2 separate regions of the Homo sapiens genome follow, and region 1 is linked to region 2. Evidence: chromatin loops called from intact Hi-C (ENCODE). Cell type or tissue: PC-3. All regions are shown on one strand. Each heading gives the region's core, and the rest is flanking DNA. Links, peaks and the distances in the headings are about the cores only.

Region 1 (4,402 bases), core at 261-4,260, 140 kb before region 2:
TCTCTAGTGTTCTAAGCTACAACGAAAAACTGCTGAAAGAAAAGGAAGCTCTGAGTGAGGAATTAAATAGCTGTGTCGATAAGGTAGTAGAAGTAATAAGACTTTACCATCATCGTATACAATACACACCATAATGAACCTTTCTCTGTGGACAGTGGCACAGGGGCCTCCTGTGGTAGTCTGTTGTTCCAGAGTGTCCTGGAGCAGCATTTCTTTGGCATTCTGTGACCCCAGACTTCCTGCAGCCAAGACTGATGAAGTCTAAATTAGTTGTTTACTAATTATATTATTAAACTCGATAATACAAAATGTTTCTTATCACATCACAGTGCTACTTTATACCGCTATTTTGTTATAATATAAATTATGTGTTTAATAATCTGAGATCAATTTCATAGATAAACACTTTTTTTCTATTTTATCTTCTTTAGCAAATCCCAAAACACCACCTTTTTTCCCCACCTGCCTTAAGAGATATTCTGTTTTCTTCCTATGGTATGCTCTTGAGATTTTTAATGGCCTTCCAGCTTACCATCTTCCACCCTCAAAACATGAGGCAATAGAAAAGAAAAATAGGAAATTTCCAAAAAGAAGCAACTCCTCAAAATTAGACGTGTAAAACAGTCTTTGGTTTGTCTCGATTTGGAGCCAGGAAGACCATTTCCTTTGACCTTGCCCTGCTCCCCTACATAAATAGATGGTACTTGTTCTTGACAATGTAAGTGCAGGCATATAAATTAAGGCTAGCTATGTTTGCAAAAATGCCCTCTTACCTCTTTTTCCCTTCCTGAAACAGTTGGCAAAATCAAGTCTTTTAGAGCATAGAATTGCGACGATGAAGCAGGAACAGAAATCCTGGGAACATCAGAGTGCGAGCTTAAAGTCACAGCTGGTGGCTTCTCAGGAAAAGGTACATGGACAATTCTTGTTTCATCTTCACGGTTAGTATTCTCCTAGATCTTCCAACAGAAATCCCGGTAAAAAGAGTGTTCCAGGTAGAAGTAGCGTAAGAGGGTTCCAAATGATTCAATTTGACCAATGTTTGATGTGTGTTTATAGTGTGGCAAGGCTGGGCATGGTGGCTCACCAGCACTTTGGGAGGCCGAGGTGAGCAGATCACTTGAGGTCAGGAGTTCGAGATCAGCCTGGCCAACATGGTGAAACCTCATCTCTACTAAAAATTAAAAAAAAAAAAAGCCTGGTGTCGTGGCAGGTGCCTGTTAAGTCCCAGCTACTCCAAAGACTGAGGCAGGAGAATTGTTTGAACCTAAGAGGCAGAGGATGCAGTGAGCCAAGATCATGCTAGTACACTTCAGCCTGCACGACAGAGCGAGACTCCATCTCAAAAAAAGAAAAGTAAATATAGTATGACAAAATGATTTAAATAATATTTCAAACATTGCAGCAAAATAATTTAAATATTTCCATCAAAGTTTATTAATTATGAAGGCTTGAGAATAGTGCATAAAAATGACTGCTTGTTCCTAATTTATAGATAGGACTTCTAAGGCAGTTTATGCCCTATTTTGAAGATCTATATCAACATTCCCTTTATGAATTTAAATTTTTAAAATTGGAATTTATATGCGGTATTAGCGTAAAATAGGATTCTTCTTTAAGAGGTGAGGTCTTAGCCAGGCACGGTGACTCACGCCTGTAATCCCAGCACTTTGGGAGGCTGAGGCAGGCGGATCACGAGGTCAAGAGATCAAGACCATCCTGGCTAACACAGTGAAACCCCGTCTCTACTAAAAATACAAAAAAATTAGCCGAGCGCGGTGGCAAGTGCTTGTAGTCCCAGCTACTGGGGAGGCTGAGGCAGGAGAATGGCGTGAACCTGGGAGGCGGAGGTTGCAGTGAGCCGAGATCGTGCCACTGCACTCTAGCCTGGGCGACAGAGCAAGACTCTGTCTCCAGAAAAAAAAAAAAAAAAGGTGAGGTTTCTTTGTATCCCAGGCTGGATCACCACTTGCTGCCACCTCAAACTCCTGGGCTCAAAGGATTCTCCCACCTCAGCCTTCCAGGTAGTTGGGACTACAGGCACACGCCACCACACTCAGCTTTTTATTTTTGGTAGAGATGGGGGGTCTTGCCATCTTGCCTAGACTAGTTTGAAACTCCTGGGCTCAAGCGATCCTCCTGCCTTGGCTTCCTAAAGTACTGGGATTCCTGGTGTGGGCCACCATGCCTAGCCTAGAATAGGATTCTACAAGTATATATTTTTATTTGCAACTAAGAGGGTCCTTTACAGTCCAACATCATAGGCTAAAACAATTTCTACAAAATTCAGTGAAACCATCTTTTGTGATGCCAGTTGGCACCCATTGGTATTGTAAGATACCATTTAGTAATCTACCAGATGACTATCAGCAATACCTTGCTCCAGACATAGTTCATCATTGTCCTAAATATAATTTAACATCCTGTAAATATACCTACTGTCCTAGGTTTCCACTGAGCTACTGACAAGAAAGCTGGATTTAGTAAAGAGAAACAAACAGACTTGAAAGTTCTTTTGTCCTTATTCATTCCTGAACATGCTAGAGGTGAGACCACAAGAGTTTGTGTAGCAGTAAAAGATCATTCTCACAATACAGGTTCAGAATTTAGAAGACACCGTGCAGAATGTAAACCTGCAAATGTCCCGGATGAAATCTGACCTACGAGTGACTCAGCAGGAAAAGGAGGCTTTAAAACAAGAAGTGATGTCTTTACATAAGCAACTTCAGAATGCTGGTGGCAAGGTGATTTGTTCTTTTTTTATTTAGGTATAAGTTATTTACAGTAAAGTATACAAATCTTAGGACAACTTGGTTATTTTTATGTGTATATGTATGTACATATAAATATGCATATTTTATGTATCTGTGTTTGTATAACCATCACTTAGATAAAAATGTAGAACATTTCCAGCACTCAGCAGGCTCTCTCTTGTTCCCTCCAGTTGGTAACCCCAAGGGAACCACTTTTGTACCCTCTGCCACTGTAGTTTAGGGATGCTTTTTTCTAAATTTCATATAAATGAAACCATAGTGATATAAAACAGGTCTTTTTTTTGTATTGAGCAAGTCAGAAGACCATGGCTGAGTTGAGTTTTGTAATAACAAAACTAAAACATTTTCTTAAATGGTAGAGAAAAGTATTTGTGTGACCTTAAAAAAAATCAAATGTAGAAAAACATTGCAAGAAATTAATCTGGGAACTTATACACAGACTTGCAAAAAAGTACAGCTTCTGCTAAAAAGGCATAAAACAATAGTATTGAATTTCAGGAGATAATTCATTGCTACAAATAGGTTGCTATGGCACCAGAAAGTCCAGGAAGAGCTGATTAAAGTGTTAGCTGGCTGACACATTATGGTGGTGTGGTAGAAAGTGTCTCATTTTAATAAGTCACAGTGCTGCCTAATCTGTGTGCAAATAAATTAAGAACAATGTTATAGATGTCATTTTGGGGCAGATGTCAAGATTTTGTCCTACAATAAAAGTAGACACATTCAGTTATCTCTTGGTGAAACTTTTTATAAAAAAACTAGTTGTTTTGGGCTGGGTGTGGTGGCTCATGCCTGTAATCCCAGCGCTTTGGGAGGCCGAGGCAGGCAGACCACTTGAAGCCAGGAGTTCAAGACCAGCCTGGCCAACATGGCGAAACCCTGTCTCTACTACAAATACAAAAATGGCCAGGCATGGTGGCTCACGCTTGTAATCCCAGCACTTTGGGAGGCCTAGGCGGGCGGATCACGAGGTCAGGACTTCAAGACCAGCCTGCCCAACATGTTGAAACCCCATCTCTACTAAAAATAAAAAAAATTAGCTGGGCATGGTGGCGAGTGCCTGTAATCCCAGCTACTCGGGAGGCTAAGGCAGGAGAATCGCTTGAACCCGGGAGGGCTAGGTTGCAGTGAGCCAAGATCGTGCCACTGCACTCCAGCCTGGGCGACAGAGCTAGACTTTGTCTCAAAAAAAAAAAAAAGCCAGCTGTGGTAGTACATGCGCCCATAATCCCAGCTACTTGGAAGGCTGAGGCATAAGAATTGCTTGAGCCCGGGAGGTGGAGGTTGCAGTGAGCTGAGATCGTGCCACTGCACTTCAGCCTGGGTGACAGAGTGAGAGTCTGTCTCAAAAAAAAAAAAGTTTCCATTTTTAAAATTACTTCTGGGTTGACTTTTTCTGAAAATGAGATTGTACCTTTTTTTTTTTCATGTTTGGTTTAAAAGGTAAGAGGCTTATCTATTTGTGTTATCTTTTTAATTTTTTAAATCATTTTCAAGATCCAAAAAATCACTTTGGTAGCTGAAAGCACATTTCTGAATTCAGACGTTAATTACATGGACAATATGTGCTTTGGATTCTAAAAAAAGGATATGATTGCATATGTGAAAATGAAAGTAGAGTTTAGCCT
Region 2 (4,402 bases), core at 337-4,336:
AAATGAGCCTTTCCTGGGGAAACAAGTAACTGGCGGCTGGTCATTTAGCAGAGCATTAGAGGAAGACAGCCTTGCTTGGTGTTGATAAGCAGCCTGCATTTAGAGTGAACTTCAAATAATGTCTGACAACATCAAAAATATCCAGAATTAGTCGTAGGGATCCTGCCCCAAGGATGTGATCATCCCAATACAGAACAATGTGGGGCCAGGTGTGGCTCATGCAAGTCTAAATGACCAAGAAAGAAAAACTCATAACATACCAATATAGACACAAATCTATCGCACGTGACAAGACATTTTCACTAGGTTCTTAGAGCAAACTGGGTGTTATTACTCAAATAAAACTTGCACAGTTATTACATACAGCCATGTTTAAATTAATGGAAAAATATTGTCATTCTCAACAAAAACTGGAAGTCCTAAGGTAAAGAAGCTAATATAAAGAACCTAGTTATTTTATAGATAGATATGTTAATAAAGTAGCTCCTGCCAGATTTTTATACTTTAAATTCAAATGCTCATAGTGAGCAAAACAGGTGAGAAAATAACTAATGTCACTTAGAGAACTCTATACTATGTCTTAATGTGAATTATACTTCCTGGGCGTGCTACATAGTTTAGAGCTGGCTCATTAGAGGTTGCAAAAAACAGTTGTTAAATTTTGAGGAATTTTTGCAAGTTGGTTGACGTCATGGTAGCTTGAAATTGGCCATGGTAAAAGTATTTACACCATAAAAATTAGCAAATAATATATATCAGGCTCACCTCCTCCCTCCTCCCCAACCAGTTTTAAACATTTTGCCAGCACACCACTGGTTACACTTGCACTTCAATATTGCTTTTAAACTGAATTCATTTAGCTTTTAATTCTCTCTTTTAAACCATGGTTTTTAAATACACGAACATATTTTTGTTTGCTTGATTACAGCTTGATATAAATTGTTTTTTTAAAGAATCAAGTTAATATGTTAATTCAGCTATTCATTTTCCCAGCTAATTGTCTTCATATTTGTTGTTTATTATAGGTCTGTTTATTATTCATAATTGTACTGTATTTCAGAGTTAAGAATTCTTCTATTTTAAATTTGTTTAAATTAATTTTGTCTATTTATTTATTTTTTGAGATACGGTCTCACTCTGTTGCCCAGGCTGGAGTGCAGCGGTGCAATCATAGCTCACTGCAGCCTCAAACGCCAGGGCTCAAGTGATCCTCCCACTTCAGCCCCGCTCCAAATAGCTGGGACTACAGGCGCTGTAGTTCTTTGTGGATTTTTTTTCTTTCACTTTTTGTAGAGATAGAGTCTCACTATGTTGCTCAGGCTCATCTCAAACTTCTGGTCTCCAAGCAATTTTCCTGCCTCCTCCTCCCAAAGTACTGGAATTGCAGGCATGAGCCACCACACCTGGCCTTAGTTTAATTTTAATATAAAATTATTTTTAAAATTTCATTATCCCTCACCTTACTTTCTCAGGCAATGTTTAAAATTTCCCCACACTTTTACCCAAATGAATAAAGCTGTTAACTTATCAGAGAGAAGAGGATAGAAGTGACCTGCTAAAAAAGATTGCTAAATCGAAATTTCATTTAGAAGTTATTTTACTTTGCAATTTTTTGCTATGCTTTTTCTAACTGAAATTTGAATTATTTAACTCATATATGTTTTGAAATTTGAATGTATTTGCATTTTATCTTTTGATTTTATAATGTATTTTTTGTTTTGGATTTGGTTGCTTTAATCTAAAATACTATAAAATAACTTTGGATGCCACCTTTACTACTTAATGAGCTTCGCATTTCAATTTCAGGTAGTTAAGAGTTACAAGTCCAAACATGTTTAGGAGTCATTGTTGACTCAGTCAGCGAAAACTTTTTTCTTGTCACTGACATTTCATAATGTCAACAGTTTACTAACTAGGGTAATCTCTTAAAGTTTTTTTCATTGTTTGTTTTCAACTCTTTTTTTTTTTTTTAACCAAAAGCCGCAACTCTATCAATCTTTATCTCTCATCTGTTTTATTGGAGCATTGATTGGTCTTTTCCAGTTTTAATGTTTCTGGCAAAATGTAAGGAGCAGTGACATCTGCTGGTAAGACCTAAAGTCCCTTTCTGTAATTTACAATGGAGTTCCCTACTCTGGTTTGCCAGTGGTTCTGAGTAACAAGTTAGAGAAGAAAATCAAAACAATAGCCTAATTACCATATAGCACTTCAACGATCAACCTAACAAATGATAAAAAAAAAAAAAGACAACAGAGTCTAGTACATATTGTAAATCATATAGAAGACTGCAAGCAAGGCTGGTTTTATTCTACCTCACCTCCTCCCCACACCAGGTTCCTGAGCCCTCAGGAGAATTCATACCCCTTCATCACAGCATACATCATCTCTCCATGCTACTTTACTTCATCATATTTTTCCCAGATCCTCACTCCCATTCCTCAACTATTCATTCCCACCCACATTCACTTTAATATATATTATAATATGCATAAATAGTATCATGTTATAAATCTCACACTTTTTTCTGCTTACTTCTGTACAAATTTTAACACTCTATTCATGCTACTCTATGCACTTTTGGTTCATTGCCTTTAGATGTTGCAAAGTATTCCAGAGTATGCTTTTCCCCATATTTTTATGTATCTGTTCTGCTAGTGATGGACACCTAAGTTGTCTCCAAATTCCTGCTACTATTACTCTATCAATAAATATCCTTATATATTTCCTCTGCTCCATGGAATGGCTGCTCCAATCTGCACTTTCAACAATAGGGCCTGAGTGTTCCCATTTTCCCAAATCCTAGCTTTCATTGGTATTATCTCCATGTTCTACTTTTTGCCTATTTAATGAGTGTAAAGTGGTATTTCATTGTTGTTTTAATATTTATCTAATTATCAGTGAGACTTGACATCCCTTCAAAAATGTATTAGCCATTCAGGTTTCCTTTCTGTGACTTGTCTATTAATATTCTTTGCCTGTTTTCTGATTGGGAACCAGGTTTTGGTTACTTGCAAAAGTTTCCTGTATGTTCTGCTTAGTAATCTTTTGTTGACTTTGACATTGTCAATGTCTTCTACCAATCTGTTCATTTTGATTATAAAGTCATTTGATAAATACAAATACTTAATTTTGATGTAGTAATATGCATCAATTTTTTACTACATGGTTTATTTTAGAGGGTCTAATAAATGTTTCTTCACCTCAGTTCAGAAAAATATTCTCCAGCACTTTCTTCTATTAGCTTTATAGTTTTAACTTGCATATTTAGTTCTTTGATCCATCTGGAGATTACTTCTATTACAGTATTTAGTAAAAATCCAGCTCTTTCTTCAAATAGTGAACTTGTTTTTCCAAACCCAACTATTAACCCATTTATTTCCCACCAGTTTATGATGCCACCTCTATTGACTACCAGGCTCCCATATATATATGAGTGTATTTAAACTGTTTAGTTCCACTGAGCTTTGCTCTTGTATCTGTGTAGGACCTCACCATTTTCATTGCTATGGCTTTTTAGTGTGTATTGAGCCCTCTAATTCAGATCGTCTTCTTAAAAACTGACTTAAGGCCGGGCACAGTGGCTCACACCTGTAATCCCAGCACTTTCGGAGGCCGAGGCGGGCAGATAACCTGAGGTCAGGAGTTCGAGACCATCCTGGCTAACATGGTGAAACCCCATCTCTACTAAAAGCACAACAAAATTAGCTGGGCATGATGGCGGGCACCTGTAATCCCAGCTACTTGGGAGGCTGAAGCAGGAGAATCGCTTGAACCCGGGAGGCAGAGGTTGTAGTGAGCCGAGATCATGACATTGCATGCATTCCATCCCGGACAACAAGAGCAAGACTCCGTCTCAAAAAAAAATAAAAATAAAAATAAAATAACCTGACTCTTAAATCAAAACAAGACTTAATTCTTCCATATGAGTTGTAGAAAATATACAAAAATCCTATTGTAATTTCAATTATAATTGCACTGAGTTTGACTAATTTGTTGAGAATGAAATTCTCCACAACATTAAATCATACCATCTGTGATCATATTATATCTCTTTGGTTTATACAATTTTTTCTCTATGGTCTTTAATAGACCTTTGAATTTTTCTCCAGAAAGGTCTTTATATTTTGGTGGCTAATTACTAAAGATTTTTGTTTTGTTTTGCTATTGTGAATGGTATATATATTTTAAAACTTATATTTGCTAGCTGTAATTGCTGGTTTTAAGAAACGCTATTGGCCGGGTGCGGTGGCTCACGCCTGTAATCCCAGCACTTTGGGAGGCCGAGACGGATGGATCATGAGGTCAGGAGATCAAGACCATCCTGGTTAACATGGTGAAACCCTGTCTCTACTAAAAACACAAAAAAATTAGCTGGGTGTGGTGGCGGGCACCTGTAGTCTCA

What was found. Peaks named below come from ENCODE experiments on the same cell type or tissue, not always from the same donor. Only the 100,000 strongest peaks of a DNase experiment are listed, where the experiment ranks them.
Region 1: a loop joins it to region 2, with 6 times the contacts of the local background. A loop is called at or near these places in 1 of 110 quality-filtered maps.

What each region holds. Positions count from the first base shown.
Region 1 is chr14:50,739,924-50,744,325 of GRCh38, reverse strand. It overlaps NIN (ninein), which reads left to right. Exons shown (of 31, transcript NM_020921.4): 23 at 1-83; 24 at 797-910; 25 at 2,598-2,744. LOC124903313 (a long non-coding RNA gene) reads right to left here and starts at 862. Exons shown (of 3, transcript XR_007064161.1): 1 at 774-862; 2 at 1-251. RefSeq lists an enhancer at 1-424. In PC-3, for the core only: no CTCF peak of the experiment used is centred there; a DNase peak (open chromatin) is centred at 2,615; H3K4me3 peaks cover 410 bases; H3K27ac peaks cover 2,148 bases.
Region 2 is chr14:50,597,827-50,602,228 of GRCh38, reverse strand. All of the region lies in intron 6 of ATL1 (atlastin GTPase 1), which reads right to left. Among named protein-coding and RNA genes, the nearest start is that of ATL1, 40 kb to the right of the region's middle. In PC-3, for the core only: a CTCF peak has its summit at 2,084 (motif pointing left); DNase peaks (open chromatin) are centred at 668 and 1,968; H3K4me3 peaks cover 988 bases; H3K27ac peaks cover 1,425 bases.